Linked DNA regions of Homo sapiens: all the other regions are linked to region 6. A link is a loop called in an ENCODE intact Hi-C map of the cell type or tissue named here. Cell type or tissue: PC-9. All regions are shown on one strand. Links, peaks and the distances in the headings refer to the core of each region. The heading gives the core; the rest is flanking DNA.

Region 1 (4,490 bases), core at 187-4,186, 170 kb after region 6:
AAAAAAAAAAGGTTTTCCTTTGTACAAAAATGGGAAGATCTGAAATGGGCATGAAGGTATTGGTGGACAGAAAGGAAAGGAGGGACTTTCAGCATTCCCTCTGCTTACATTTTTTTTGAGATGGAGTCTCACTCTTTTTGCCCAGGCTGGAGTGCAGTGGCACAATCTCGGCTCACTGCAACCTCCGCCTCCTGGGTTCAAGTGATTCTCCTGCCTCAGCCTCCCAAGTAACTGGGATTACAGGCACGCATTACCATGCCTGGCTAAGTTTTGCTTTTTTTTTTTCCGAGACAGAGTCTCGCTCTGTCGCCAGGCTGGAGTGCAGTGGCATGATCTCAGCTCACTGCAACCTCTGCCTCCTGGGTTCAAGCGATTCTCCTGCCTCAGCCTCCCGAGTAGCTGGGAGTACAGGCGTGTACCACCACACCCAGTTAATTTTTGTATTTTTAGTAGAGATAGGGTTTCATCACGTTGGCCAAGATGGTCTCAATCTCTTGACGTTGTGATCACCCACCTCGGCCTCCCAAAGTGCTGGGATTACAGGCGTGAGCCACCACGCCTGGCCAATTTTTGCACTTTTAGTACAGATGGGGTTTCACTATGTTGGCCAGGCTGATCTCAAACTTCTGATCTCAAGTGATCCGCCCGCCTCGACCTCCCAAAGTGCTAGAATTACAGGCGTGAGCCACCATGCCCAGCCTGATTACATATGTTTTTATCAAAGCCAAATATAAAGGAAGACAAAACCAAAGGAAATGTGTGGACATAAGCATTTATCCAGCATTCTCCCAGAAGAGAACAGTTTCTCACCCACATGCCTGCGAGGCAAGTAACAACTTAGACTAATACTTTACACATACAGAGTAGTATTAGTTCACTGTTTTCAGCCCATTAAAAGCAAAGTTAGAATCCATGAATCCCATCTTCAAATTTTAATTTTAATTCCAAAAAAACACCACTTAATATGGAGAACAAACTAATGGCAGACAATCTAACGGATTATTCTCCATTATACAAAAGGTTCAGAAAGTCTTTATATATAATGAACAATGCTAAAAATACATCACCAATGTGTACCTCCTGGTTGTAACCTAGTTACACTTGATAACACAAGCAAAACGACCTTTCAGAGGGAAAGTCAACATCCTTCTGCCCTAACACCTCCTGTAGAAAATGCCACACGTTACATGCTTCAAAACAGACTGTGATGGCTAATATTTCTTGCAAGTTTACTCTGCCTCAGACACTATTCTGAGCAAACGTATTATCTCATATGCTCACAGTAACTCTTTGAAGTAGGTCCTATCACTATCCCTACCTTTCAGAACAGCTAAACAACTTGACCAAGGTCCCAGAGCTGAGCTAGTAAGGAGCAAAGCCAGCACCTGGCCCAAGCAAGTGAGCCCAAAGCCCATGATCTTAACCACTGTGTGCTAGATCACTTCTCAAAAACAGATGTTTATAGATGTTAACCATTTCTTTTTTTTTTTCTTGAAGGTATATATTTATTCATTTCTAACAATTATTCAAACCTACAATCTTCAAGAAACCACCAGGTTATATCATTTTCTTACACAACCTTTATCAAAGTCCAGTCATTCTATAGTCACCTATTAAGCCACAATTTGGACTCTAAATGCTTACACAACTCAGAAATTTAAATTTAAGTGACTCCCCTATTTGTGACTACTTTTAGCTTATTTGACTTGACATTATCTGTGTTACTCCAAATTATTTTGGTTTTTATCCCTCCAAAGATGATGTTCTATTTGACACAGAGTGCATATCTAATCTTTTTTTCTTCGGCATCTGCTAATTCTTTGCAGGTTCAGAGCCCAAGTAGAAAAGGAAACTGAACGCTGATTTTAAAAGCTTTATTTGGCAAATGCGATTATCAAAGAAAAATTGTCGGGGGCATGTAGGGTAAACATTTCCTAGGCTTGTTCAAAAATAATTTCTCAACATGTTATCAAGTGTAGCTTTAATATGTTACTGCACCTTGTGCAAAGCTCCCTCATTATATCAGTACATCGAGGCTGCATAGTTAGAGAGCTCCAGAGACGACACCTAGGGCCCACAGAAAACATTTACTAGAATGAGAATTAAAAGTTATTTTGATGTTACAATTTTTTACCACTGTTAATTCGGTAGACTCGGTTATTCTGTGTCAAATATGTGTTATAAAGAAAAGTATATGTCACACAGGAAACAATTACCATTTCCATTCAAATGTTAATTATATTTACTACCAGAGCTAAGGAAAGCAAATCAATTACTAAATCTGACATTAATTCTTTAAACATGCTGCATGCTACATGAGAAAAAAATCATATTTTTTAAATGAAATGCACATACCTATGTTGCCCCCTTATGGTCAACTGGGACAAAAACATTTCCTGACAATTTTAATATGATTTTTAAGAAGTCTGTGGCTGTTTAAATGGTGTTTCTTGGAACTCACAATGCAGTTCATGTAAGATAACTGAGATATGAAAGTCTCCTAAATAGATAATATAACCCCTAATGTACTATTCACATGGAATAAAAATAATTAAAACAAAAAATAAAAATGAGTTATTACTCAACTTTATGGTTATCTTGAAAATTGCTGGTGAAGGAAGAAGTTTAAACAGAGGTGGTTGTAAAAGCAGATATGAAGATTTGGGCAAAACCAGAAGGGATATTTTTTATTATTTGAAAGTAATGTCCCTGCATCTCTAAAATTTCTTGGCTTCTCTTTAAAGCCCATGGTTTGCATTTTCCTCCAAAGGGTGTCACGCCATGTAATCCATTAGCCATAATGAGGGCTGTCTGGGCCAAAGATGGAACAAAACGAAAGAGAAAAAGGCAGAGAGATAAATTTCCCTAAATCATCCAGAAAGAGTTGGACGAAAAGGACACAACGTGAATTGAGGTGGGGCGGGGCAGGGAGGGCTGCGGGGTGAGATGTGCAGCAAACCTGTCCATTAATTTTATGGTATGGAATTGTCTGCAGAATTAAGAACAGTAAAAGGCAGGACAAAGGGGAGTACACAGTTTATAAGGGGGAAAACAAGACAGAAGAAATGGGATCAACCAATTCCCTGCACCAGAGACTGCCATGAGCATAGGAAGCTTGGGATAAGGTCAGTAGGGAGGGACAGCCCTCAGCAGGATGAGGAATGAGGATAGTGTATATTGAGCTGGTTAGGAACACTCTGTCAAGTGCTGGGAATATGAGAAGGGCCCAGCTACACAGTAATTGTAATGGCTTGAGTTTGAGTTTACTCCTTGAATTCCCCCTATGAAACCTTGGAAATTTAATTTTCTTTCCTATATATTTTAGTCCCCTAAAACCTCTGCAGTTTACAGAGGTAAGCTAAGAATGCTATATAGATAGAAATTCTATAAATTCATAGACTGTTGAATGGGACCTTAGAGAGTAGCTAGTCCAAATATCTTTTTTTTTTTTTTTTTTTTTTTTTTTTTTTGAGACGGAGTCTCACTCTGTCACCCAGACTGGAGTGCAGTGGCGCAATCTCGGCTCACTGCAACCTCCGCCTCCCGGGTTCACGCCATTCTCCTGCCTCAGCCTCCTGAGTAGCTGGGACTACAGGCGCCTGCCACCACGCCCGGCTAGTTTTTTGCATTTTTAGTAGAGATGGGGTTTCACCGTGTTAGCCAGAATGGTCTCATCTCCTGACCTCATGACCCACCCGCCTCGGCCTCCCAAAGTCCTGGGATTACAGGCATGAGCCACTGCGCCCGGCCGTCGAAATACCTTTTAAAGATGAAGAAAGCAAGTCACAGAGTGACTTGGCAAAGTTTCTCAATAAGCGTAGAGGCAGGTAGTGGTAGAGGTGGTACCACTTACAAAGAAATACATTTTGCTGATATATTGAGGAGGCTTCCTTCCCTCAAATGCTATCAGTTAGTAGTTTTATATGCAGAACATGGGCCCTTTGATTTTCCCGGTTAACGAAATTAAAGATATTCTGTATCAAATTATTCTTTCCAGTAATTGGAAAGTAGTTGTCTTTAAAATAGCTTTGTCCCTTTGACATCTGCATCCAGATAATTAAATTTTTTAAAAATAAAATAGCTTTGTCCCATTTGTTATAACATTTATCTGCCATTTTCTAGAAATCAACATCAGATGAGGTCTCATCCACAAAATGACTAGTTTCGTTTTTACTGCATAACATGAAACACTATCATTCACTTCATCATTTGTATACTAGAAGGTTGATAAATTTCACTACTGCAGGCCAGGTACAGTGGTGGCTCACACCTGTAATCCCAACACTTTAGGAAGCCAAGGCAGGCGGATCACTTGAGGTCAGGAGTTTCAGACCAGGCTGGCCAACATACAAAACCACATCTTTACTAAAAATACAAAAATTAGCCAGGCATGGTGGCATTGTGCCTGCAATGGTAGCTACTTGGGAAGCTGAGGCAGAAGAATTGCTTGAACCCAGGAGGCAGAAGTTTTAATGAGCCGAGATCACACT
Region 2 (4,490 bases), core at 282-4,281, 200 kb before region 6:
AGCTCAAGTATCATTTCCCAGGCCTCACATTTCCATTGTTTATTTCTTTGTGCCCCTAAAACAACCCTAATCTGGCATTCATTATATTGTGCTGTATGTATTCATTCATTCACTTGCTAGCTCTCCTTGCAATTTCCTAGTAGGCAAGGCCTGAGGAAAGAGGAAACCAGTTAATTATATAAATGAACTAAACAATTACACAAAAGGACCTGGGAGATGGAGGAGTTGGGAAATGAAATAGAAATGAGGAAGACAGGAAGAGGTACAGAGGCAGAGGGAATCAATGGACTCTCCCCACCTGCTTTCCCATCCCAACATGCAGGCCTCCGTCCCTGCTTTGTGCTCTGTCAGAAAAATCAGCAGGGCTCAAAAACCAGCCCTGCCACTTAGCTATGTAGCCTGGCATAAATTACTAATCCTCTCTCAACCCCAGTTTCCTCCACTTTCAAATGAAGATATAATTATATTAACTTCCATCATAGAGTTGTTATAAAGATTAAATTAGCTAATGCTTATGTTGCACCAGACACAGAGCCTAGCACATAATAAACACAGGATAAGATATTAGCAAAAAAAAAAAAAAATGCATTTCTAGTTCATGTTGAAGAATAAGAGAGCACACTTTTTTATTGTTTTGTTTTTTATTTTTCTTTAAGTTCTGGGATACATGTGCAGAACATGCAGGTTTGTTACATAATACCCCCGCTCCCCTTGCCCCCAACCCCCTGAGAGGCCTCCATGTGTGATGTTCCCCTCCCTGTGTCCATGTGAGAACACACTTTTTCTCAGGCTTCATAAGGCACATGGCCTGGACTAAGGTATGGACTAGTCTGATATAAAGTTATACTCTGATCCAGAACATTTAATCTCAGTGTTGAGCACAGCAGAGCAAACCTAAATCAGTAATGTCACCACCAATTTGAGTCCATTCTTTAGCTGAAGGATGACAGCAATAACAAGCTTGGGGTTGGGGTCAGGAAGATTTTGCTATATCTGTATTAACAACATAGTTTTAGTGTCTTGACCCTTAGAAAGAAAATTAAAAAAGCATGTGAGGTTGTTCTATGAAGATCTAAGGAGGATCCAGCCCCACAACAAAAGAGGCTTCACTTAGTGGGGCCTGAGCTTCGCAAGCCTCCTGAGAATGCTAAAAAGTTCTTTTTCTTCTCACATGCATAGTAACAGAGTATTTGCCTGTTGACCCAACCACTAGATTGGATTCGGAGGTAAAATATTATCCAGTTGGATTAATTATTATATCACATTGGACTGGATGCCTCTGCCATGCATCAGTTTTCTTGGTTGGCCACTGATTAATAATCATCGTCTTAACATTCTAGACATGCTGCCTGATTAGTAGTTCCTGGCAGCAGTGGCTGATAGCAGTTACTGGAATCTCTCCTTACTGGGTGATTACATAATATCTACACCTAACTGCACAGCTGGTCACGATAAGCCACGATGTTTGTCCTGAAGATAGTGTCATTTTCACCAGACTGATCTCCTTATTATTTGCTCAGCTCGCTTCACTTTTGCCACCTTTGTGCCTTGCTCTCTCTTTCCTCCCCCCACAATGGCTTTTCTTCCTCTCTAATTGTTCAAATTCTACAAGTCTTTTAAGGCCCAAGTCAAATGCGCCTTTTGACCATCATGAACTCAAGTAAAAAACAGCTTGTTTCCAAATTCCCACTGCACTTTATTTTCTATGCAGTGATTTTTGTTTTATATCCTCTTTCTTTACTAGTGCAATGCCTCACACACAGTAAGCACTAAATGACAGTTTATTGAAGGCATGAACTAGTGACCTACTACAACTAAGGCTGCAATAGATTACTTGAAAATATAAATAAATAGGTTATATTTATGAAAAGAAAACACTTTACTCCCTATGAGGAAATCCTGCTTTGTAACCAATAGCTAAGTCCACTTCCTGCTGTGTGCCTCCTGAAGGGCTTGGGAAGCAGACTCTAGGTGGAATGCATTCTAGAATTTCATCTCTGGCTTGTCACCAAAATAACTTGGCCTTGCTTTCAATCCATGGATATTGAAACTATGCCCTAAAGTAGTAGCAGCAGAGTTCAGAGTTAGGGAAATTTGGAAGTGATGTGATGACTTTAAGTTGATGCTTTGGATTGAAGGCAAAAATGCCCTCCACTTCGTGGATCTACTTATTCCTAGAAACGAGAGTCTTTGAGGGGCTAGAAGTGATCAAGAGATGGGTCAGGGTAAAAGTTGGGGGAAAATAGAGGAGATTTATATAGACTCAAAATTCAGGAATTATTTTCAATGGTCAGATTGAGCAATGGCATGCTTGTTATGAAATAGAAAAGGCTCACCAGTTAGAGATGCATGCTGCAAAATGACATGATTTCTGGGATTTGCTTGAAATACTCAAGAGAAAAAAAAGGAGGAATGAAGAGAGAGAGCAAGATCCGCAAAATGTTGTTAGCTCTTTAACAGATTGATTAGTGTATGAAAGCTCATCATACTAGTCTCTCTACTTCTGTGTATTATGACATTTCTACGCTAAAAAGATTTAAAAGAAATACTCTTTTAAGACAGTAGTTACCCTCTTCTAGCTGATATCCACACAAGAGTTTTGTCTGAAATGACAAAGAAGGGGGAAAGGGAATTTTTATTATGTTGATCACCAGGTTTTGCCATCTGATTTAATCCAGACAACTCCAAATCATTGTTGTGTTATGTGCTCTGTTAAGAAAGTTAAAAATCCATGTGTGCACCATGACCTGGAAAAGATATCCATTGTCTTAATTTCAAACACACTAATAGTTATTTACATTGTGTCCTCAGTCAAGATTTCAGTCTGACTCTGGTAGACCAGTTCTTTGGTGTTTGTTTGTGGAGTGGGTAGAGGGAAGAGAGATCATAAGTAGCCTACAGGTTAATAAAATTCCTGGCAGCATACCTGGTAATAATCTGGGTAAACATGTAGTCATTCAGCATATCTCCCCTAATTTAAATTTAGCTGTGAACCATTAATCAAATAAAGTATCTTTCACAGAAGTTAATTAATAACTGTGTGCTTTTCTTTACTTTTTTTTTTTTCACCGTCAAGCAAAGGTCAAAGAAATTCAGACCTTTTCCTGTTGTCTTAGAGGAAAATAGCCCAAATTTCTATTCACAGAGTAATGTAAGACACCAAACGGATCTGTGCTGTTAAATGTAGCTTGTTGCTGTTTGCAAGTACCACCAAGGACTGGAATCCTCAGATAGCTGAGGAACATTTTTTCTTCATTGCTATTTTTTTCCCTGGGATGAGCGTATGTTTTTAGAAAAAACTACATTTTTTGGTCCCAACGTCACTGAGTATCAGATGGTAGAAGACGATAGAAGAGACAGGAAGTAATTTAATTGACTCGCCTAACAGAACTGGCTTGGCAGCGTATTACAGGAAAAGGAACACTCTAGTTAAGATTAAAAAATAAAAATAAAAAACCTTAGCGAGCCCCTTTATCAGCTGCTACTTGCATAGAAAGAATTTTACGGGGTTTGTGGGCCTAATAATACTTTAGCAGATCTAGGCTTTGGGAAGTGGAATTGACTAAGCTAAGCTTAAAGAAGCCGGCAGAGACATTGAAACTGGCAGGTGCCTATATTTTTACATTCCTCTGTCATTAGAGTATTATGTTCATTCGAATTTCTTCGGAAAAATCATCTAATTCAGCATTTCTTAAATATGTTTACAGAACTGAAATATTATTAATCATTATGAGAAAAAGTGCTTCATGGTCAAATGAAGCTAGGGAAATTCTGGGTCAAATCAAGTTCAAGTGTTTCTTTACTTTGAGACTCTCCAGTACCTTTATTATGTTAGTAGGTATTATGACTCTTCAAGAAGAGAAATGCTGTAAGACCAGAGGAGTTTTCAGAAATCATCTTGCAAGACTAGTTTTCCAAAAATATATTGATGACTATGATATGAAAATAAACTCAGATACACATACATGCACACACACACACACACACACACACGCACAGAGTAAACATGAACAAACTGGAAGATATTTGTGGACCATTTTCTTTACTGGTGTGAATAAGTCTAAAGGCAGCTACAATTTTTTGCCTACTGACCAGGGAATCTTTCTCTTTCATTTAAAGAAATAAGAAAGACCTATTTTTCCAGCACGCCTTCAGACTAGAATCTGGGCAGCTGCTTCCTTCCTGCTCTAATGCTAGCAAATCCAGGAACCAAGAAGCTGATAAAGAAGGAGATGCCTTCCTTTCTGCTTTTAGGTAATGAACATTTATTACTGTGGCAAAGAAGCAGGCTCCTCATAAGCTCCAGCGAACTTACTAAGACCTGGCCCTGACTTTCTGTAAACCTTGAAAGAAATCAGTAGATAAATTACTTTCATTCTTTCCTTTTCTCATTAGAATAAAGTGAGTATCCTTTAGCCATCTCAAAAGCCATGGCTATGTATTCAAAAATAATTTAGTACATTTATACGGTAAATGACAATAATCATAAA
Region 3 (4,490 bases), core at 326-4,325, 130 kb after region 6:
TCCTCTTAATATACATCAGTAAGTAGGCTTATCTCTACCACCCTTTATAGCTTACCATAAATCTCTGATATGGTTTTTCTATCAATATTGATTTTCTATATCAATTTTTATTCTATCTTGCGACTTCCTCATTTTCACTTTCACCTTAGCTCAACGCAGGTCAAGATGAAATTAATAAGACCATTTGATTTTTCCCTTTCTAGTTAAAATGTTCCATTTCAGTTGAGCCTCTGAACTTGCCTTCATTTATTTATTCATTGAGTTTCTCTTGCCCACCTACCAGGTGTCTGGCACTGGGCTAAGGAGGATACAACAGACCAGACAAATATGGTCTCTGTCCTATGGACTTTGTCATCTTATGAAAAATTTCAAGTGACTTACTTGATGACTGGACCTAGGTCATCATAATAACCCTGACAGACTAACCCCTCTCCCCAACTCTATACTCAAAACAGAAAAATAGATGTCACCTTAAAATCATCCACAGCTTGGCCAGAAGCCTTCTGTTTATGACTTCGGATGTGCAACAGGAGTTCCTTCACTGAGTTCTTTACCCGAACACCTTGAAAGGGGCCTCTCTGCTGCCTGCCAACCCCCATATGGGGCTCAACTGTTCAAAAGAAAACAAAACATATTCCTGGTTAAATATCTTCACAGACATAAACGTTAATAATCCCAAAAGTATAGCTGTTGCCTAATGTATAAAGTCCCCAAGCAGCACATTGCAAAACCTTTCCAACTTGCTCTGGTCAATCAATGGCCTTGTGAGTCCCGAGCTCTGCTCAAAGGTCCTAAGTTGCCTGATACCTTTCTCCACTGGGTACCCTAAGAAATTAAAGTTCATAAAAATTTGGTCAAGGATCCTCAGAGCCAATAGGTAAACCCAAATTAAGCCTCTCTATCTCTCAGCTCTAACCACCCATGAGAGTGGATCACATTTTTTTCTCAGCCCTAACCACCCATGAGAATGGATGACAGATTTTGCCATCCTGACTCTCATAGTTCTATAATTATTCTTGACTTTGGAAAAACTTTGGGGAGCAAGTGATAAATGATGCACTTTTAGCTTTTTAAACCAATGGTTTTATGTTCACATAGAAATTTTAAAGTCTATCAATTCCGCTTACCTAAGAAGGCACAAAACAACTTCTTTCAAAGATCTCTATGTACGAAAACCTGACAATTAACAACGTCTTAGATTTATGTCTTATTATTTCCTTCAATTCAACTGTGCCAAAAAAGCTGCTTAAATTCACTGAGCTTAAACACATTTCTACATATGCACACAGGATTTCCCCTCATTGACTGTTTTTGGAATTACTTACACAGGTCTTCTAAGTAAAAAGGAAATATGCTTGTTTCACTTTTAAACTTTGAAATACACTTTAGCATTTGGTATACAAGTACAGTACTCCACTTCTGATCACTATTATGTCACAACCTCTTAGTATGTGTGTTGAACACAAATTCACAAAGTCAGGAAATGAATAATTCAGCCGCTCCATCAAGTGTACAAAAATAAGATGGGGCAAGAAACAACGCATAATTTGAACATCTGTATCTATCATAAATACATGAGATAAACAGTTCAATGATAGGGTAAGTGAAACATTAGTTGGCTTTATTTTTAAGTTTAGGGATTTCAAGAGATACCAGAATTGCCAGAATCTAACACAGCATTTTTCTGGAATGACAGCAGTTCATAATCCAACGTCACAGAAAGAAAAAAATGCAGTTTCAGAAATCCCCTGTGGCTGTGTGGTAAACCAAGGGACCAGCAGAACAGTTTCAGCCAGATGAAGGCCAAGTGGGTAAGAAAAGGTCCTAAACACATATTCTTTCTGGATCTGCTACGCAGTGGTTTAAATCGCTTTTCGCATGATTTTAAATGACTTAAAATGAAAATGAGATATCACTTTTTAAAATAAATGACAACCAAAACAGGAGTGGCTAAGAGTGGGAAACACCGGAAAGAGACGTTCTTTAAAATCATGCTAATTACTCTCAACGTTCAATTATCGAGGCGTTTTTCTAGCCTACCCACAGGGGCATCCTGTTTTCCCCCAAATTATGCAACTCGGTTCACTAAGAAAGGAAACCAATTCGCAGCCCATGAAAGATAACATTACGTCTTTCTCTGCTAGATATGGCTTATCCATTTTTTTTAAGGCACACACAACAAAAACAAGACCGCAAAAATTCCGGGCAGACTTCCGAAACTCGCCAAACTAAAGGCATAACTTGAGTTGGTTTTCAGCCCGGCTTCACCTTGATAACAGCAGTTTCCTTTTCTTTGACGGTCAAGTCTTTTTACTGAAAAATTCCATAAAAACTGAGAAATAAGTCATGACCTTTAACGCTATTCCCAAACCCTTATCCTCTGCTACAGCTTTCCACTAAAATATTCACAAGAAGAAAATTACACCTACATCAGACCCCAAATCTCATCATAGTTTATTAATTATGACTCAACAAAGCTGCTTCTTAGAGAGCGAGCGATCTCCTGGTCACTCGCCCGGCAGTCAGAGCTCGGCCGAGCGGTTTCTGAAGCCCCCCCGAGGCCCGCGGGAGGGAGCCGGTTCCGCGGGCCGGCGAAGGGCGTGTAGGTCAGGCAGGCGCCCGGCCCGGGCAAGGCGGGGAGTGGTAATTGATGGCTAAGGTGCGTACGTCCTAGCTCTAAGGAGGGCGCAGGGGCCACCCTCCATCTGGGGAGTCCCGCTCCCAACCTCCTAGGCGTGCGCGCCCCGAGTACGCAGCGGTGCGGGGCCGGCGGGTACCTGGCTGGCGCTCGGCGCGGGCGCCGCCTCTCGACCGGGACTCCACGGCGCCGCAGGAGGACACCGACGAGGCAGAGGAGAAGTCGGAGGAGTCGGAGCCGGGCGAGCCGGGCGCCGAGGGGCCCAAGACCGAGCAGCTGGCGTCGCAGGCGCCCGGGGCGGCGGCGGGCGGCGACGCGCCGTAGAAGTAGCTCAGGTTGAGCGGGCTGGTCATGAGGCCGCAGCCGCCCGCCGCGTCCCGCAGCCCCTCTCCGCCGCGGCTGTCGTCCAGCAGCTTGTCCACAATCATGCTCCCAGGCTGGGCGCTCGAGGACCCCGACACCTGCGCCACCGGCTCGCTGCGCGCGGCTGCCTCCCGGGCTGGCTCAGGGAGCTGTCGGCGGGCGGACGGCGCGGGCCAGTACGGGCGCGGCGCGGGACTGCCAGGGTATTTAACGGGCCGCAGCGCTCGCCGACCTCCCCGGCGCCCGGCCCGGCCATTGGCGGTGCCCGGGCCGCCTCCCAGCCCCTCCTCCGGATGCGTCCGATTTCCAGTAAAATGTACAGGATGAGGCAATGCGCCCTCCGCCCTCCGCCCTCGCCCCGCCCGCCCGGCTCCGCCCAGACCGACCGGTTGTTTGCCTGCCCTTCACCGGGAAACCCCGACAGCGCGCGGCTTCCAGCCTCCCGCTTCCCGCCTCCCGCCTCCCGCCTCCCGCCTCCGGGACCCCGTCCCTCGCCCGGGCCATCCCTGCCCTCTAGGCCCCCGCCGGGCCTGGGCGCCCGGGGAGAGGGCGCGCGGCGCAGGGCTGGGCCTGCAGAGGGAGGCGGGAGTCAGTGGAGGGAACCGGTTGGCCTGGTTCTTGGGGACTGGCAAGTCCTGGAAGGAGCGCGCCCCGCACCCCTCTGCCTGCCCCGGCGCGGCGAGCTGTTAGCCCAGTTAAGGCATCTCTGGAAGGTTCTTAAGGGCCTGTCTCCTCCGGCGCCCCAGCGTAGCCTCCCTTCTCAAACATAGCGTTTGTCGACGGTTTTAGGCAACATCCCGAACTGAAAGAGATGTTGGAGCATTTTTATGTTCTCAAATTATCTGCTGGGACGCAAATAATGTTTTAGGTGCAGCCATGAATAAAAAGTAATGCCACACTTCTGTATCCTTCAATACTAGAACAAAGCCATCTTAGCAAAATAATACACAAACATGTAGGTGCTGTAGTATATGTAGATATAACTTTTAAAATTCTGCATAGCTTTACACTATCTGATAAACTAACACAGTAATTTTGGCCTTTCCTATCTTGAATACTTTTTTCCAATGGATTTATACAACTATTTGTTCAAGTCCAACTAGCAAAAAATGCGGGAATGATAAGGTTAAGTACACACATGCTATGTTTAAATAAACCGATTATGATTAAATAACACGAGGGATACAAAGTTCAGTGAGCCACCTAAAAGGAGAAACAACAGGTCTGGTAGAGGAAAAAGGAGGTCAGGAGGAAAATCTTTGCAGGGGTGGTGGCATTTAAGATAGGTCCTAAAGGATGGGTGGGATTGGGGCCCACAGCATTTACAGAAAGAACAAGAGCAAAGAATTAAGGAGAGGGTTCATATTAGAGTGTATAGTCCCCTTTTACGATTGTCAAGAGGAGAAGATGGCATTAAATATAAAAGATAACTTGGTGCCTTTGGGTGGAGCACCTCCAGCAGCTGAGACACTGGAATTTTATTTAATAA
Region 4 (4,490 bases), core at 183-4,182, 95 kb before region 6:
TTTTAAAAAGAGAAATGTATATTCTGGGAGTCCTGGAGTCTAGAAGTCCAACAGCATGGTGCCAGGAGAGCTGGTTTCTCTAAGTTCTCCTTTCTCCACTTGCAGATAGCTGCCCTCTTGCTGCCTCTTCATGATCATCCTTCTGTGAGGGACATACTTGATGTCTCTCTATAAGTATTAATCGCCTCTTCCTAAATGGATATCAGTTACATTCCAGTAGGACTTACCTTAAGAGCCATATTTTACCTTAAGTACCTCTTTAAAGCCCTATCCCCAAATACAGTCACATTCCCAATACTGGAGATTAAGACTTCAATATGGCCAGGTGTGGTGGCTCACGCCTGTAATTCCAGCACTTTGGGAGGCCCAGGCAGGTGGATCACGAGGTCAGGAGATCGAGACCATCCTGGCTAACAGGGTGAAACCCCGCCTCTACCAAAAATAAAAAAAATTAGCTGGGCATGGTGGCGGGCGTCTGTAGTCCCAGCTACTCGGGAGGCTGAGGCAGGAGAATGGCGTGAACCCGGCAGGCAGAGCTTGCAGTGAGCCAAGATCGCACCATTGCACTCCAGCCTGGTGACAGAGCAAGACTCCGCCTCAAAAAAAAAAAAAAAAAAAGACTTCAATATATGAATTTGAGGGGGGACACAAGTCAGTCTGTAACATTTACTCAACAACTGTATCAATGTTTTGGTTTAATGTTTAATTTCTACTGTCATCATTTTTATATTTGATGGTCTTTTTTATTCTCTTTTCATTTTTATAGTATCCTGTTCATGTCCATGGATTCATTATCTTCTCTCTCTGAGAATCTTAGTTTGTTTTTTTTTCCTACATTGTCTTTGCTTCCTCTGAGTTCATTTCATATTAAAGTGTTTTCTCAAATATCTAGACAGCTTTGGCTGTTCATTCATATAGAGTGACTTATTTAAGACCCTGAAAAGCTGATTAGAAGTTCTGTGAAAATAGGTAAGACTAGACAGTGAACTTCATTGTAGGAAGCTCAGGCTGTAAACTGGCTTATTTTGTTGGATCAAGGGAGAGGATCACATTATGACGAGTGATGAGAAGTGGGCTGTAACCGTGGAGCGCAAGGGTGAAAAATCATGGGAGATTTGCTTATAATGGTCCCCCGTATGATGGGCGCCCTCAAGTCTCAACAAATTCCACATGAAGAAAGGTTCAACAGCAATGGTGTGGGATGGCTTTCTCACATGGTTCAAAAAGATGACGAGCTTCAAAAGATGAGGAGCTAGCTTAAACTAGTATAAAACTCACAGCCCAGAATGAAAGTAGGAGGGGGAAGACTTGACTAGGCAGGAACACCACACGGCAGGCAGCATCATACTACAAGCTTTTTGTGCCACCCCATTCAAGCCATCATGTATGTATCACTGCCACTTAGGCACTACTCTCTGCTACTCTCATGCAGTGGCAACAAGGGGAGATGGAGGAAAGAGCTTGTTCTGCATTACAATTAGTATTTTTATCATCAGAAGAAAAAAGAATAATTCAGCTTTTGAGAGACTGTCCCAAATGAAGGCTAGTCCAAATAACTTGCACTCAGTTTTAATAATATTTTATATGTGTCTAAAAAAACTTTTCCACTTGACTGTTCCATGAATGTGTTTTGTAAACTTTGAAACACTCTCTAAACCCTTATCAGCGCTGTTGCAGGAACTAATTCCTCCCTCCCTTAAGGGCACTCGGTGGTAAAGACCTTGCCCAGATCAACAAGCCCCAGGGCAAAAGACAGCTCTGTTTCCTTGAAACCTCTTTATTTTTTCCTGCCACACAGTGAAAAAAATGGCCTGAAGTATCATCTGAAAAAGCAGAACTACTAAAATCCACCAAGGAAAAAAAATCAGTAAAGCAATGGCTATCTTCAAGACTTTTCTCATGAAGCCTGTCTGCTTTGGGGAGAAGAGGAGGAACACTCTGCTCATCCTAGCCAAATTCTTTCTTCAGGCATTCCCCAACACCTCACTCCTCAGGTTTCTCAACCTGGAATTCCTTCTACCAGGAAAAATAATCTTCGGTTTTGTGATTCGAAATGTAGTTGAAAATGTCAATACCCGGAAATTACATTTACTTTCAATCACATAAAAATGTGTCTGAAGATCCCTTCTTGAGTGAGAGGAAGAGAAAAGTTTGTCTTCTTTGCATTTTATTTTATTTTGAACAAAATATAAAAGAGGCAGGGAAATGAGTGGAGAGGAGGAAGCTGGGAGCACTGAGAGGAGTGTGCTGCTTTTCAAACTTCAGCCACTTCACCATTCTGCATGGGGCCCAGCCCAGCAAAAGGGCCTTTGTGCTCAGGCAGGTACAAAGCAGTTTGACAAACAACCGCTCAGAGTTCCTCAGAATCAGGAAACGAAAAAAGCAAAAGATAACAAATATTTTTACAGACCATACTTCTGCTTCATTCTTTTTAACACATTGTAATTAAGTAACGTTTATTGAGAGGCAGTAAAGAGTTGGTGTGTAAAATAAACCTTTTGAAGACAAACAGTTCACCTGCCTTCCATTATTTTTAAAAATACAGATTGTGAGATTTCAAATAACATTTTGAATTAAGACATGTGGTTTTTTTCTGCTAACAAGAGCTTTGCAAAGAGCTTACTTCCTTCAAAAGCAGGTTTAAGAGAATAAGGCCCCACTGAAATAAAGCCCTTATCAACGATAGAGCCTCTGAGAGCTTGCCTTAATTCCTGAAATGCCCATTGGAAATCATTCCTCAGAATTAAGGGATTGAAAGTATTATTAGCAGGCGTGTACATTATGAGAGAGACCTGTGGTCCTATTCTATCTCTGGCACTTACAAGCTGCATGACGTTTATCCAACTTAATGACAGTCTTGGTGTTTCAGTCTCTCCTCATTTGTAAAGAGGGATAGTAATACTTCCAAAACTGTTGTGAGAATAAAATGAGATAATGTATGAAAAGCACCATGCCAGGCACTCAATAAACCATATCTATCATTATTATTTATTAGACCACTGACTATGTTCAGTCCTCTAGGAACATGACAATCTGATATGGGATCTGGGAAAGGAAAGGCTTAGCAGCAGGGATTTTGAAGGCCAGTCCTGATGAAGTCCTCTGTGAAGAGCTCTAAGCAACCAGAGATCAGCTTGAGAACACTAATGAAGAGAAAGGGGTGCTGGAGACCCACTCATAGCATTGCCCAAAGCTGTCCCTGTGTCGTTCATTTGCTTAAATGCTCAGCATAATATTTCAAAAATAACATTTCAGAAATATGCCAAATACTCCTCTTAAATATTTTTGATAGGCTGGGGCCTAAATATAGACTGTGAAGAGAGGCGGGGAAATCCAATCAACTTTTTGGATCCTAACACTACTTAAACTGTTCCTGACCATGGGCATGTGAAGAATGCTCCTTCAAAGCAAATTTGAATGCTAAGAAGAGTATCTATTTTCAGACTCAGAGAAATCTCAGTGGTCTTCCTTCCATCTCTCACTGAGACTAGACAATACTGTCAAAACTGACAGACAGATTGCCCTTGGAGTCCAAATCACCAGCACGTTCACGAGGACCAGCAAGTCTGTATCACCAACCTACATGAAGGAAAGAAGACAAGTTATAGCCTCTCACGCACAAGCCTGGTGCTTAGAGGAAAGCAAAGGAAAGAGACACTGAAGAATTTGAACAGCAAGTCATTTTAAAGCAGGATGGCTGGCAAGGGGTACAGGACTCTGAAAACTTCCATTAAGGATTTGGGATTTCAATTTTTACTATTCAGACAAATCAACTTTAGAGGCACAAATTCCCAGAAAACTCAGAATCATCCATGACAACCTTCAAGTCCTGTTTCTCCAGTCGTCACTGATTACCTTTGTTTGTTCTTTCATCAATCCTCTAGAATCTGCCCATTTCTTTCCATGACCACTGCCCATATTCAGGTCCCCACATCCCCGACCCTTCCTTAAAATCCCCCCTACTCTCTCACATCCAGAATTATCACAATCATTTCATAATGAATGCAAATTAAACCATAATGAGATACCCCAGCCAGAATGGCCATTATTAAAAAGTCAAAAAGCAATAGACGTCGGTGTGGATGTGATGAAAAGGGAAAACTTATACACTGTTGGTGGGAATGTAAATTAGTACAACCTCTATGGAAAATAGTATGGAGATTTCTTAAAGAACTAAAAGTAGGTCTACCATTCGATCCAGCAATCTCACTACTGGGTATCTGTCCAAAGGAAAAGCCATTATATAAAAAAGACACCTGCACACATATGTTTATCACAGCATAATGCACAATTGCAAAGATGTAGAATCAACCTAAGTCCCCAACCAAGTGGATAAAGAAAACGTGGTATACATATGGAATACTACTCAGCCATAAAAAATAAATAATGTCTTTTGCAGCAACTTGGATGAAACAGGAGATCATTATCCTAAGGGAAGTAACTCAGGAACAGAAAACCAAATACCACATGTTCTCATTTGTAAGTGGGAG
Region 5 (4,490 bases), core at 301-4,300, 55 kb after region 6:
CAATATTCACTTATTCAAGCATATGTTGTGCATGAACTATGCATTAGCACTGTGCTAAGCAATGGAGATACAACCACAAATAAGACAGAGCGCCTATGCCCTTATAGAGAAATGTACCTGCCACATGGAAAACAGGGAAGCTGTAGGTAGCCGAGTCCCAAGGCAAAAAGACTGTAGGAGCCTTTGTCATAGTCAAAGAAGAAGATATCATAAAGCTAAAGAAACCCCAGGGACATGGCAGAATTAACTGGATTTTGTCACCCATTTAACTGTCAAGGTTTCTTTCTTTGCCAAATCTCAGTTAATTCTCTCCAGAATTTTCCCTATAGAAGTTTATAACACTTTAGAACTCTGAGTAATCCAAGTTCAGAGACAGCTCTACAGAGTGCCCTGCTTTGTTTGCATATAAATAAATAGAATACATATTATTGATGAGTTTACTTAAGGATTTGAGTACCTGGATGTTATGGTACTAAAAAAGAGGAAACATGGGCCAGGCGCAGTGGCTCCCACCTGTAATCCCAGCACTTTGGGAGGCCAAGGCAGGTGGATCACCTGAGGTCGGAAGTTCGAGACCAGCCTGGCCAACATGGAGAAACCCCGTCTCTACTAAAAATACAAAAAAATTAGCCAGGTGTGGCGGCGCATGCCTGTAATCCCAGCTACTCAGGAGGCTGAGACGAGAATCGCTTGAACCCGGGAGGCGGAGGTTGTGGTGAACCAAGATTATGCCACTGCACTCCAGCCTGAGCAACAAGAGCGAAATTCTGTCTGAAAAAAAAAAAAATTTAAAAAAAGAGGAAACACTTCCAGAAAAGGCAAGAAAAATAAAGTTTTGTTTTATAAAGGCCACGAGGATAAAATATAAGTACTAAAGTCCACATTAAATAGATACCACTCATCACTCTCTATAAAATGTTACAATACTTGCTGGTATTTCAATAGAAACTGACAAAGCTAAAACTTTGGCACAATCTGAAATCTGGCAGGTATGATGTTTGGCCACTCTATAAGGTTGCCTTTGTCCTAGAACCTTCTCAAAAGAAAATGCAAGGCTAGGGGCTGTGGCTCACACCTGTAATCCCAGCATTTTGGGAGGCAAAGGTGGGAAGATCACTTGAGCCAGGAGTTTGAAACCAGCCTGGGCAACACAGTAAGACCCCATATCTACAAAAAATGTATAAAATAAAATTAGCTAGGTACAGTACACACACCTGTAGTCCCAGCTTCTTGGGTGGCTGAGGCAGGAGGATCATTTGAGCCCAGGTGTTTGAAGCTGCAGTGAGCCACAGTCACTACTGGACTCCAGCCTGGGCAACTGAGCAAGACCTTGTTTCTAAAATAATTAATTAATTTAATTACAATTAATAAGAACATACAGACTGCCTCAGAGCACATTTTAAAACAAATAGTCCGTGCCAAGGGAAAGAAGTCTTGAAGGGCTATTTGGTTTGCTTTTCAGAAGTAAATGAATAGAATAGAATTAGGCTGGAGCAAGTCTTTCCAGTTAAATGGGTGGCTGATACGTTCAGCCACAGAAAGAGGAAATCTAACTGTGAAGGATGAACCCATCTGTGGGGGGCAATAATCTTCCTCCAAGTGAAGAGCCTAGAGACACTTTGCTCTTTAAAACAATTTATCTGCTAAGTCTGGCATCTAGTTTACAAAGATCCTAAGCCAAGCTCAAGTCCAAGTGAGAGCAGTGGTGACTCTGTACGCATTTCTATGCCCATCAAATTTATTGAAATTTGCAGATATATATGGCTGTGACTACATGGAGAAACGGTGATAGTCAGTAAAGTCTCAATTGCCTGTGTGTAGGCATTATTATTTTGGTTATCTAACTGCATAACAAGCCGCCTGAAGCATAGTGGCATAAAACAATAAACATACTATTATGTTCCTTCATTCTAGTGGTCAGGAATTTTAACAGGACAGAGATAATTTGTCTCTGCCCAGTGACCTCTGGGGTCTCAGCTATGATGACTCTGAAGGCTGTGAAGTGACTCAAAGGGTATGTCTGGAATAGCAGGGACAGAAGAATGCACTCTCAATATTCACTTTTCTTACTCACACAGCTGGCACTTGGCCTGGGGTGGGTGAAGGGCAACTTCAGCTGAGGCTGTCACTCAGAGTGCCTACATGTGGCCTCAACAGCAGTCTCAGGGTAATCAGCTGTCTTCCATGATGGTTCCAGGTGCCAAGAACAAGCTTTCCAGTGAACAAGAAATATGCTTCATGGCCTCTTGTGACCCAGTGTCAGAGGTCACCTAGTGTTACTTCTACTGCACCCAACTGGTCCAAGCAATTACCAGCCCACTCAGATTCAAGCGGAGGAGAAATAGACCCCACCTCCTAATAGGAGAAATGGCAAATAATAAAAAGTAGGCCAGGCGCAGTGGCTCACACCTGTATTCCCAGCACTCTGGGAGGCCGAGGTGGTTAGATCACTTGAAGTTGGGAGATTGAGATCAGCCTGAGCAGCATGGTGAAACCCCGTCTCTACTAAAAATACAAAAAATTAGCCAGGTGTGGTGGTGCACACCTGTAGTCCCAGCTACTTGGGAGGCTGAGGCACGAAAATCACTTGAACCCAGGAGGCAGAGGCTGCAGTAAGCCGAGATCATGCCACTGCATTCCAGCCTGGGCAACAGAGCAAGACTCTGTCTCAAAAAAACTAAATAAACAAACACATTAACATTATATAATAGAGACACATAACAAAGCTGAAAATTATTTAATTAAAAAACTAATACAACTTTTACCAATCTATGGTAAAATGGATTTAAAAAAAGAAAAGTATAAATAAAATCAGGAATTCAAAAAGAAAAAACATTTGAAAACTTAGATAATACATTAAAATGTCTTGAAAAATATCACTTAACACAAATCCCTTCGAGTAAAACATGTTAATAGTTTTCTAACCATTAAAGATACTGGGTCTGCAGTCTAACCACTTGTATTGGCTTCTATGACATTTTCCACTCAAATAGTGCATATTTGGTTATTGAAGGCATATACTCGATTTTTTAAATATAATTACAATTTAACAGAAATTATTCCAATCTATAGAAAACAGAAAAAATACTCAATTCTGTTTCCGAGCTTTGTATAACCTTTATTTTAAAAACTGACAAAAGCAGTACAAAGAAGGAAAATAATAGGCCAGTTTCAATCATGAACATAGATGCTAAAAATTAAACATAGTATAAGCTAAACAAGTCACCCCAACTATTCTCTAATGTACTGAAATGTTCTAATTTCTTGACCCACTGGGTAGGTCATTGTTCCCACTGAGTGGGTACATTGAGTTTTGTAAACCATTATCTTTTAAGCTGAACAAACATATATTTGTTCAAATATATTTTGTGCACCCTTCCATTTATAGGATATATTTCATAATTTTGTTTTTTTGAGACGGAATCTCACTCTGTCGCCCAGGCTGGAGTGCAGTGGCACGATCTCGGCTCACTGCAACCTCTGCCTCCCGGGTTCAAGCAATTCTCTGTCTCAGCCTCCTGAGTAGCTGGGGTTACAGGCAACCACCACCATGCCAAACTAATTTTTGTATTTTTAGTAGAGACGGGGTTTCACCATGTTGGCCAGGCTGGTCTTGAACTCCTGACCTTGTGATCCACTCACCGCGGCCTCCCAAAGTGCTGGGATTACAGGCGTGAGCCACCACGCCCAGCCATATTTCATAATTAAAAAAAAAAAACACTATTCTCTAGAAACACCTGACACATTCATTCACTCTCATTAAACTTATTTGATGTCCATTGACCCTCTCAGAAGTCTGCACTTGGTGCTACACAAAGTGTGATTCAACACCTAGTAGCAGCAGCAGCAGCAACATCACATAGCAACTTGTTAAAAATGAATATTCTGGGCCCCACCACAGACCTACTAAATCCGAATTTCTGGACATCCAACTCAGGAATATGTGTTTCAACAAGCCCACCAGGTTATTTGAAGATTCACTCAAACTTGAGAAACACTGCTCTACATAACAGTGACAAGCAATAGAGGAGTTACAAGCAAGAGCCTGGGACTCGAGCCCAAGAGAACTTGAGCCAGAGGCAACTTTGCGTTCAAAATCACACCACGGCCTTACCTGCAGCACACATTGCACCATGTTGGGTTTTCCTTCTTTGAAGGACCAGCCTCGCCTTGACCAATCTTATTTCACAGTAAGGATGATAATTTTTCAATGACTCATACCTGAACATCTGTGTTAATTATATGGCTATTGTTCTTCAATTATATTACAAGATTTCTTCTCCACAATGGTCACTGTGGAAGCCACCCAGAATAAACTCGCTGCTGTATCTCTGAGTGAACAGGAAATGTGTTCATTCCAAATTATCCAGGAACAAGAACTCTCTTTAATTCACTGACTAATCAACCGTTTGTGGGAATACTCAAACATCCTCCTCCTTCCTGCCACCTCTCTTTTGTCATTTTCACTCCTCCCCAGAACCCTTGTAAAT
Region 6 (4,490 bases), core at 160-4,159:
AAACAACACAGTATGACAACTATTTACTTAGCATTTATATCATATTAAGTACTGTAAGCAACCAGAGAGATTTAAAGTATGTGGGAAGATGTGTACAGGTTATATGCTAATATTATGCCATTTTATACTGGGGCATTGAGCATTCATGGATTTTGGTATCCAAGGGAGGTCCAGGAACAAATCCCCCATGGATACCAAGGGATGACAATACTTATCTGCCCAAATTTTTCTAGCTCCTGTTTTTCTCTGTCAAAAGTCAACTTTCCCACACTTCTAGATTGTATTCTCTGGACTCTTTGGGAAGCTGCTTCGGAAGCCACAGCTCATGCGTAGCCTGTGTGATACAATATACAAATCTCAAAGTGGTGGAAGAAGCCGGAGACTCCAGGCAAGAAACTGGTCTGTCTCAGGTGCTAGACACTCATGGACCTGTCATGAGGTTGTGTCATGAGGCGCAGCAGCAGCAGCTAAGGCAGAGCAAATGGGTGGAAGAGGTTAAGGTTCTAGAGACAGATCAGCCAAGAGAATCTGCAGAACTGTATATGTTCAATATGCCTTCTACTCTTCTAGCCAAACAGCCCAGCCATAATGTTTGCCCACTGGAGCTTTCGGTTCTTGAATTATATTGTGATTGTGAAGGTTAATTAAGTATGTGTGTGTGTGTGTGTGTGTGTGTGTGTGTGTGTGTGTGTGTTGTCTCCCCAATTAAATTATAAGCTCATTAATAGCAGGTACCAAGCCTACATTCCCACGTATACCCATCTCTCAACTAGCATAGTATGAATGCATAAATGTCATCCCATCAGTAGTTGTTTGGTGAGGGAAAGACTGGAATATCCTAGAGAACAGTGGATCTAAGAGTCACTTTAGCCCAAGTGTACACAAGAATGGCCCCTTTTGGCTCCACAAAAGTATAGTTTGCACTTTGGAAAAAATCCTAAAGGACACCTAAATCATTCCCTCATCTCATCCTGTGTTTTCATTTCCTGAACAGTGAAAAATTAAAATGATATAGGTTCCAAAACTACTCAGAATAAATTGGCTCTTGTTTTTTTAAAAAGAGAGAAAATGAACTCTTTTTCTATCCAAGAGGAAATTAATAAGAATTAGGTGTTTGTTCATCATTCAAATTTTACCTTTTTCTGTAAACAAATATATATTTCGATTCAAAACCATGCAACATGATAAAACGGTTAAGACCACAGACTCTGGAGATAGTCTCTGGTTCAAATCTCAGCTCAGCCACTTACCAGCTGTTAAGAGTAACTTAACTTCTCTGTGCTGTCATTTACTCACAGATAAAATGAAGGTAACAGCACCTACCACAAAGGGTTATTATGAACATAAAATGAATAGGCATATGTAATGCCTGAAACATGGCAAGCCGTATATTAAATGTTTGCTTAATAAATAAACGAGGTAATGGGACTTGAAAAGGAAAGACAGAAACAAGCAAAATTATATACTGTTAAGAACTAGAAGGGTTTTTGGAAGGCAGCTATTCTAACTTTCTTTTGTATTCCTTACTTGATATCTCTCTGTCTTTAAGGATTATTACTAATTCCTTCCCCTACAATATTGCAGCACTTGACTTGTATATAAATCTCCTTGTTCTGGTTGGTTTAATATGTGATTGCAAATTCTTTGAGACCAGAGACTCTAATAGTAAATAGCACATTCCTGATCATATATAAGTGTGGAAATTCTAGTGAATAAATAAAGCAAAAGGTATGAAGAGGTGGAGTTAAGAAGCTCAGCTTAAGTTTAAAAAGTAAGTTACTAACTAGATAATATCTAGCCTGCACTCCAAGAAAAGCATTTTATTGACTCATTGAAAAATATGTGCGTCCCACCCAACAGGCTGATCTTTTTATTTCCCCATTCTTCTGTCACCACAGCAGGTGTGGCTTATCATTCTGGACTCATCTTGACTGTTCTATTTGCCCGGTTACCTCTGCTTCTTTCTCTCTGTCTCTTAGAACTCACCTCACTGGGTCCTTACCACCTGGCTCTATTTCCTAGCTTTACGGCTGCTCTAGAGAGATCACAGAATGGCCCAGGGCAAACCCCAAACCAAACACGTTCCAGCTTTTATTGCAACTAACATTTTGCTATCCCTAACCAAAGACCTGGAAGTGTCTCTTCCAAAGGAGGAGATGTACCTTGGGGGTCACATACTGGCCCCATTACTACTTTCTGCAGTTCCTTCCATGGTATTCCTCATCACCACAACCCCTACCCAGTTAACCACTTAAGGATCCAAATATAAAATTATAAATGTAATATGAGGATGTTTCAATACACCACCTTTATAAAGAGATCACTTACTCAATTCCATTTGGGTTGACCTAATATCTGTAGCCATTGGGCCACATCAGCCTTAGAAAGAAATCATGGTGCCATGTTTCATACAGAGGCATTTTATTTCAAACCCACCCCCAAGTTTGCCTGGAACTTAAATCCTATCAGATTCTGTATCTTCTCTAGAGTTCTGGGTTTCAACATTCTATTGTGTATGGATTTGTACCATGGGTTGGAAGAAGAGGGAAACCTTTTCTCATCCACTGTGATATTTGCTATATCAAAGGAAGCTAATAGGAGGACGTCTTCCAGAGAAGAGCTTTGAACTAAGCCTCTGAGATATGCATTTATCATGACTTTCTGGAAGAATATGATGAGCAACTTTCTCAAAGCAAAGTGCACATCTTACTAGAGAACATGGGATTAGGGAAGATGAATTTCTACTCTCTTGTTCACTATACCCTGTGTCCGTAGGATTTCCTGCTAAAATATTTGTGATAACTTAACCTCAATGCACAGGTTAGGCAATTGGACCACTAGGTCCTTTGAGAATATAAAATATAATAAAATTTTAGAGGGACCTTAAGATGGTGGATTCTAATTTTTGGACTTAAAGTAAGGAAACATGACCAAGAAAGGTAAAATTAGATGGTCACAAAGCTCATTAAAATCAGAATTTAGGATTTGAATCCAGACCTCCTAATTATATTGACACTGGGTTCTAGTGCAATGATACATAGTAATAAAAGTAACCTGAGAAATTATAACATTTTATAAACTATTAACACAACCAATCAATGCTTAATAGCAACAATGTTTATTATTTTATTACAAATTATTCTCTGTGTAACTCTAGTGTGTTAAACTCTTTGGACAATCAGACAAGGCTCAGGTGTGTCTGAGCTAACAGGAACAATTAACAGTTTGTTTATTCTTTCCTTCCCATGAGTTGCATTTTATAAACTTATAACAAGGTTAATCATACTACAGAGAAGAGGTGAGTTTGTATCTTGCCTTCCCTGGGCAATATAACAAACCTTATAAGTGGGGAGCTAAATGATAAGAACTCATCGACATAAAGAAGGAAACAATAGACACTGGGGTTTACTTGAGGGTGGAAGGTGGGAGGAGGGAGAGAAGCACAAAAAATAACTATTGGGAACTAGGTTTAATACCTGGGTGATGAAATAACCTGTACAGCAAACCCCTGTGACACGAATTTACCTATATAACAAACCTTCATGTGTACTCCTGAACCTAAAATAAGAATTTTTTTAAACTGCATCAGTGACACATAAAGATAGAAAACCAATTAAAATGCTGGCATACTTTTACATACATTGGATGATTATAGGTAGCCACAGAGATGAGATTCCCAGGTATAAAGGGACATGTTGTTTAAGTGGGAATGTTCCTGGCATTTTTCCTGCCTTTTCCCATTTACATGGGGTCCTGGCTTCTGCCAACCCTGCGCTCGGAGAATCTCTCTGCCATAGCCAGACTCACCCTGTCTTTTGTAATACAGAATCAGAAGGAAATGGTGAGGGAGATTCAACACAAAGGACGCAGGAAAAGTTCTCCAGCGTTGGAAAAGAGAAGCACCACAAGGTGCAAAAGAAGAGGATGAGAAATGAAAGAGAACAGTAAGAGGGGTGGCTCTGAGCGGTGTATCTTCTTCCAGAACTTAAGAAATACAAATTCAGTATTTGTATTTAAGTAATTCTAAAGTATTTTAGAATTAGTTCTTGCTTGCTGGACTATGTTTTATTAATCAAGCATCACTCTGAAGTAAAGCCATGTGGGCAATTATGAGAAATATAGTTTAAGTTATCTTCAGTTTTAAATTCTCTTAAATTTATATTCTATTTTTATTGTTCCTGCCTTTGCTTTTTGAGAAAATGGTCCTTTTATTAACACATAAAAGTTCTAGATCTTATTGTATAATAGCTTGTAGAAATCATTCTCGTAATACATAGTCTTTCACATGCACGTGAATGTTCATTGCAGCACTGTTCACAATAGCAAAGACATGGAATCAACCTAAATGCTCATCAGTGACAGATTGGATAAAGGAAATGTGGTATATATACACCATGGAATACTATGCAGCCAAAAAAAAGAATGAGATCATGTCTTTGCAGGAACATGGATGGACTGGAGGATATCATCCTTAGAAAACTGACACAGGA
Region 7 (4,490 bases), core at 310-4,309, 240 kb before region 6:
AATAGATGTCAGCCATTTTTTTTCCTTCACTTTTTTTCTACATGTCAGTTTCCACCATGGAGAAATGCCTTCGGGGAGCTGGCATCAATGCATGCAATAGCCCATTATGGCAGGTATTATCACTGGGGAAAACTACAGAGTGTTTGTCCATCTGAACACATGCAAAGGAAACATTTTGAATCCCATGCTGCCCAAGCAGACTACTTCTGAAGGCCACATTCAGCTTGGTGATAGCCAGACTGTAGCCTGTAATTAATGGTGTCACTAAGAAAGATGTTCAAAGTAAGGCTTCCAGACTATCAGTGAATCATTTCACATCAAGTTGTTGCACATCATTACCAATGATCAAGGAAACTGAGTTCTACTACATACATTTTCTCTAAATCTGTGTTGTAAAAGATGATAAAAAGAGGAGGAAAGCGAAACATAAGAGGCCAAACATAGCAGTACATTTTTTTAAGTATCCCTCTCATGTAGACCAAGTACATGGCCGAGTAGAAACAATAAAACAGGGTAAACCTGAATATAGTTTATATTCCATTATCATTCCATTCAGCACACACTTTATGTGCCATCTGTAGACTTGTATAATTGATTGCCACAGGACATAACTATTTTAAAAGACAATTAATTTGATTACCAGCAATGAAGTTTTTATCTATGCAAACTAGGAAAAGACAGTCTGATGAAGAAAGTAATCAAGTTTCCAAAATCAAAATGCAAGATGCACCATTCAGGAGGGTGGAGAGAGGAATTCATCATTTGGGAAAGGCTGGACTGAGAAATACTGCATTTCAGGAATTTCTGGTTTCTACTTCATCCACCAAATGGTAATTCTGCTTCTAGAAACCAGATCTTGGACTACGCTGAATATAAACCTCCACTATATGCATAACCTACTGTTAAAGATTTCATCTACTGATTAAGCCAAGGGAAAAGAAGAGAACATTGCTATTGCTGAGCACCTATCATGCACCAGGTAGTTTGCTAGGTATGTTTTATCTATCCTCTATTTTAATCCTCCCAACCAATTCGATAAGGCTGGTTAAGATGATCACACCTAGATCACACAGCTGGTAAGAGATTGGGGAAGGCTGAATAATAAACCCACTCAAGATATCCATATCATAATCCCTAGAACCTGTTAATGTTACCTTACATGGCAAAAGGAACTTTGTAGATGTGATTAAAATCAGGATTCAAAGATGGCAAGATTACCCTAGTAATCCAGGTGGCCCATAAATGTGATCATGTTATCCTCATGAAGGGGAAATTTTACTACAGAAGAGAAGGCGATACGACCATGGAAGCAGAGGTTGGGGTGATGTAGCCAGGAGCCAAGGGATGTCAGCAACCTTTAGAAGTAGGTGAGTCAAGGAATGGATTCTCCCCTGAAGCCACCAGGAGGAACAAACCCTGCTGACACCTTATTGCCCCTTAAAATGTATTTTGGACTTCTGATCTCCAGAAATAGAGGAAAATAAGTTTGTGTTGCTTTAAGTCACTCAGTTTGTGGTAATTGGTTACAGCAGCAATAGAAATGAATGCTGACAAGAATCCAGAATTCTAACCCAGGTTTACTCAAACCTGAAGTCTGATTTATTTTCAACTGCTTAACACTGCCTGTGGTTTGATTAAAAACCCTGGAATTGGGTACAAAAAGATTCATACCTTGTCCCAATTTGAATATTCCTGAGATTTAGAACTGAATATTAGATTAGTTCACTGAATTGTTGGTCCGATTAAATCATTACAATCATCTCACTTACTAAGAGTGATAGTTATAAACCATTGACTCAAAAGAATCAAAGAAATTCACCATTTAAATGTAGCTAAATTAAAGTCAGTTATTTTGACTCAGATAATGCCATAAAACTTTGGAACTTTGGGCTAAAATATACAGATATTGAACCAAAAGTGTTTTGATGCTTTTCACCTATATTCAGACAGCCATTAATTTTATACACCTAAGCTTATTCTCATCAAGAATCTTACAGACTTGCATATTGACTTTTCTCTGCTAACACACTCATAACAATGTAGAAATCTAAAAACCTGGATTCTGGAGATAGAAGAAGAATGGTTACCATAGGCTGGGAAGGAGTGTAGGAAGGTATGGGGGAGATGGGGATGATTTAATGAGTATAAAAAATAGAAAGAATGAATAATACCTAGTATTTGATAGCATAACAGAGTGACTATAGTCATTAATAATTTAATTGTACATCTTAAAGTAACTAAAAGAGTATAACTAGATTGTTTGTGATACAAAGGATAAAATACTTGACTCATTTTACATGATGTCATTATTACTCATTGCATGCCTGTATCAAAACATCTTATGTATCCCATAAATGTATACACCTACCACAAAAATTACAATTAAATTTTTTTAGAAACTTGGATTCTGTCATCATTGACTTTTCTATCAATTAGCTATTCAATTTTTATCATCACCCATCAATATCTCCAGGCCTCAGTCTCCTCATCTGTAAAATAGGGGAGTGGGCAGAAGCCTGCCAAGCAGATCATCTCTAAGGTTCCTTCCAGCTGTAAGATGGGATGATAGCAGAATTCTCACAGCAAAATTCCTAAGTGGATTTCAAATGTGCTTGTTAATGCAAAGTGCCACTAGAGGTCAGATTAAGTTTGGTAATTCTATCTGATCAGACATGGAGCTGGAGCAAAAGCAAAAGCTATCCTTAGGTTGATACCTTGCTTAGCAGGCCTGCACCTTCCCCCTTCTGAGCTGATGAATGTTGATCCCAGTGTTAGAATAAAATAGGAAAATCTCTGAAACCCGAAATTACATTCATTAATCTGTAATTTGTAATTGGCTGCTACCAGAATGCTTATCTTTCTTTGCTTGCCTGAATGTCGTTAATTAAATGTGTCACCTGAAGCTCTGGTACTTCGTGTTTGCTCATGTTACTGTGTTAATCAATCAGTCGCACAAAATTGGAAGCTGCTGAGAGAGACTGAAAACGTTACCTGCAAACTCTTTGTGCATCTGGGTGTAACTGTATTAAGAACATGTGATTATGTGCGGGGCATCTGACTCACAATACATATTCAAAGCGAAGTATAAAGGAATTAATGAAAAACAGAAAGAAGGAGAGGGGGCACACATTGTCCTCAGGTACGTGCCTTGTCAAAGCTACTGATCAGGACCAGTGTTAGGCACAACTGTGAAACCTGTAGAATTAGATATTTGTAGCTGCCGTTTTCTGTGTAGTTTCCCACCTTCCTTCAGCTCCCCGGCTTTCTCAGCATCCATTTCAAACTCTGCTCTCAAGAGACATCCAAATAATTCAAATGCAGTAAGATATAAAAAACTAATGATGTGATTTTGCTCTCACTTGCATTTTGTCTGAGAACAATGCCTATTAAAGGGTGGAATTCTAGAAGCAGAATTGTAATCATCTGGAAAGCTACTAATGTGGGAACAGAACATTTGCAAAATCATCCCACAGAGCCGACACCATAGGCCAACGGCAAAGGTTAGCCTTGCCTCCCACTAATACACACAGTACGAATTGCTAGTTATTCCCTTTTTTAAAAAACAAGTATTTATTGAGCATTCATTGTACATGAGGTTCCCAAATGCATAGGGTTGCTTCATGAGGACCCAGTGATTTCTCCCTGCATGACATACTAGGAAGCAGTGGAAGCCTCGGCATTATTTCTGTGGCAAGGCCCTGGGGAACAGGGATCCTCCTCCCCTTCCACTATCTCCCCTATATAAAATTAAATGTTTGTGGTAGCGGGCAGGAGTGAGCAATTCTGAGAGCGGTACCAAAAGGATGGATGTTCTGGCCTGACCACCCAGCAGGTGGCCTCAGATTATCCAGATAGTTCTGTGGTATGAGAACAAGGCAATATCTCCTAGTGGCTGTCACTCAAGAAGACCAGATGCCAATCTCAAAACCTCAGGGACCTCTTAATTTCTAAGGTGCTGATGCACTAATATTTGGGTTCACAGACCTGACAATTCTGCCTCCAGCTTCTTCTATATGAGATCACCCATCATGGCTATAGCCTATGTCTATCTTAAAACAGCTGCCACAAATCCTCAATTCCCTTTGATAAGTATATTCTCAGTAAACAGAAATAACACTTTGTATTTACCTAGTACTTGGTACTTTACCGAGTGATACAGAAAATCCTTTCATCTACTCTGTAAAGTTAAATACTATCATCCTATACATTGGCTCATATTTCATACATTTTTAGAGTTGGTAGATCATCTGCTCCACCCTCACCTCCACACTTAACCATCTTGCATTGTCCGATGCAATGTCTGACACTTCCCAAGCAAACCCCTTCCTTTCACAGCACTCAACACCGCCTTTCACAAGCACAACTATTTTATAGATGATGAAACTGAAATCCAAATACATTAGGTGACTCTCCCTAAAGCAGAACATATACAAGTGGAGGATCACAGTCTCAGACTAGTTAAGCAGTTTTCAATTTTCATCGCATTAAAC

The links. A loop is a pair of places that touch in the nucleus more often than their neighbours do. Peaks named below come from ENCODE experiments on the same cell type or tissue, not always from the same donor. Only the 100,000 strongest peaks of a DNase experiment are listed, where the experiment ranks them.
Region 1: it touches region 6 in a loop (8-fold over the local background); 7 of 110 quality-filtered maps call a loop at or near these places.
Region 2: a loop joins it to region 6, with 3 times the contacts of the local background. A loop is called at or near these places in 2 of 110 quality-filtered maps.
Region 3: it touches region 6 in a loop (6-fold over the local background); 2 of 110 quality-filtered maps call a loop at or near these places.
Region 4: it touches region 6 in a loop (5-fold over the local background); 2 of 110 quality-filtered maps call a loop at or near these places.
Region 5: it touches region 6 in a loop (3-fold over the local background); 5 of 110 quality-filtered maps call a loop at or near these places.
Region 7: a loop joins it to region 6, with 11 times the contacts of the local background. A loop is called at or near these places in 10 of 110 quality-filtered maps.

What each region holds. Positions count from the first base shown.
Region 1 is chr3:101,811,792-101,816,281 of GRCh38, reverse strand. The region is part of intron 6 of NXPE3 (neurexophilin and PC-esterase domain family member 3); the gene reads right to left. Among named protein-coding and RNA genes, the nearest start is that of NXPE3, 35 kb to the right of the region's middle. In PC-9, for the core only: CTCF peaks have their summits at 2,163 and 2,366 (motif pointing left); no DNase peak of the experiment used is centred there.
Region 2 is chr3:102,179,226-102,183,715 of GRCh38, reverse strand. No RefSeq gene overlaps it. Among named protein-coding and RNA genes, the nearest start is that of RDUR, 240 kb to the right of the region's middle. In PC-9, for the core only: no CTCF peak of the experiment used is centred there; DNase peaks (open chromatin) are centred at 1,975 and 3,295; H3K27ac peaks cover 744 bases.
Region 3 is chr3:101,848,205-101,852,694 of GRCh38, reverse strand. It overlaps NFKBIZ (NFKB inhibitor zeta), which reads right to left and starts at 3,181. Exons shown (of 12, transcript NM_031419.4): 1 at 2,778-3,181; 2 at 471-610. The coding sequence starts at 3,066. RefSeq lists silencers at 3,283-3,454, 2,503-3,702 and enhancers at 3,196-3,490, 3,285-4,122. In PC-9, for the core only: a CTCF peak has its summit at 2,647; DNase peaks (open chromatin) are centred at 1,724, 2,184, 3,364, 3,554 and 1 weaker place; H3K4me3 peaks cover 3,900 bases; H3K27ac peaks cover 2,977 bases.
Region 4 is chr3:102,076,859-102,081,348 of GRCh38, reverse strand. No RefSeq gene overlaps it. Among named protein-coding and RNA genes, the nearest start is that of RDUR, 140 kb to the right of the region's middle. In PC-9, for the core only: no CTCF peak of the experiment used is centred there; a DNase peak (open chromatin) is centred at 1,738; H3K4me3 peaks cover 593 bases; H3K27ac peaks cover 1,206 bases.
Region 5 is chr3:101,926,651-101,931,140 of GRCh38, reverse strand. No RefSeq gene overlaps it. Among named protein-coding and RNA genes, the nearest start is that of RDUR, 12 kb to the left of the region's middle. In PC-9, for the core only: no CTCF peak of the experiment used is centred there; a DNase peak (open chromatin) is centred at 2,030.
Region 6 is chr3:101,981,949-101,986,438 of GRCh38, reverse strand. All of the region lies in intron 2 of RDUR (RIG-I dependent antiviral response regulator RNA), which reads right to left. Among named protein-coding and RNA genes, the nearest start is that of RDUR, 43 kb to the right of the region's middle. In PC-9, for the core only: no CTCF peak of the experiment used is centred there; a DNase peak (open chromatin) is centred at 1,798; H3K27ac peaks cover 634 bases.
Region 7 is chr3:102,223,744-102,228,233 of GRCh38, reverse strand. No RefSeq gene overlaps it. Among named protein-coding and RNA genes, the nearest start is that of ZPLD1, 210 kb to the left of the region's middle. In PC-9, for the core only: CTCF peaks have their summits at 2,433, 2,633 (motif pointing right), 3,631 and 3,831 (motif pointing right); a DNase peak (open chromatin) is centred at 2,643.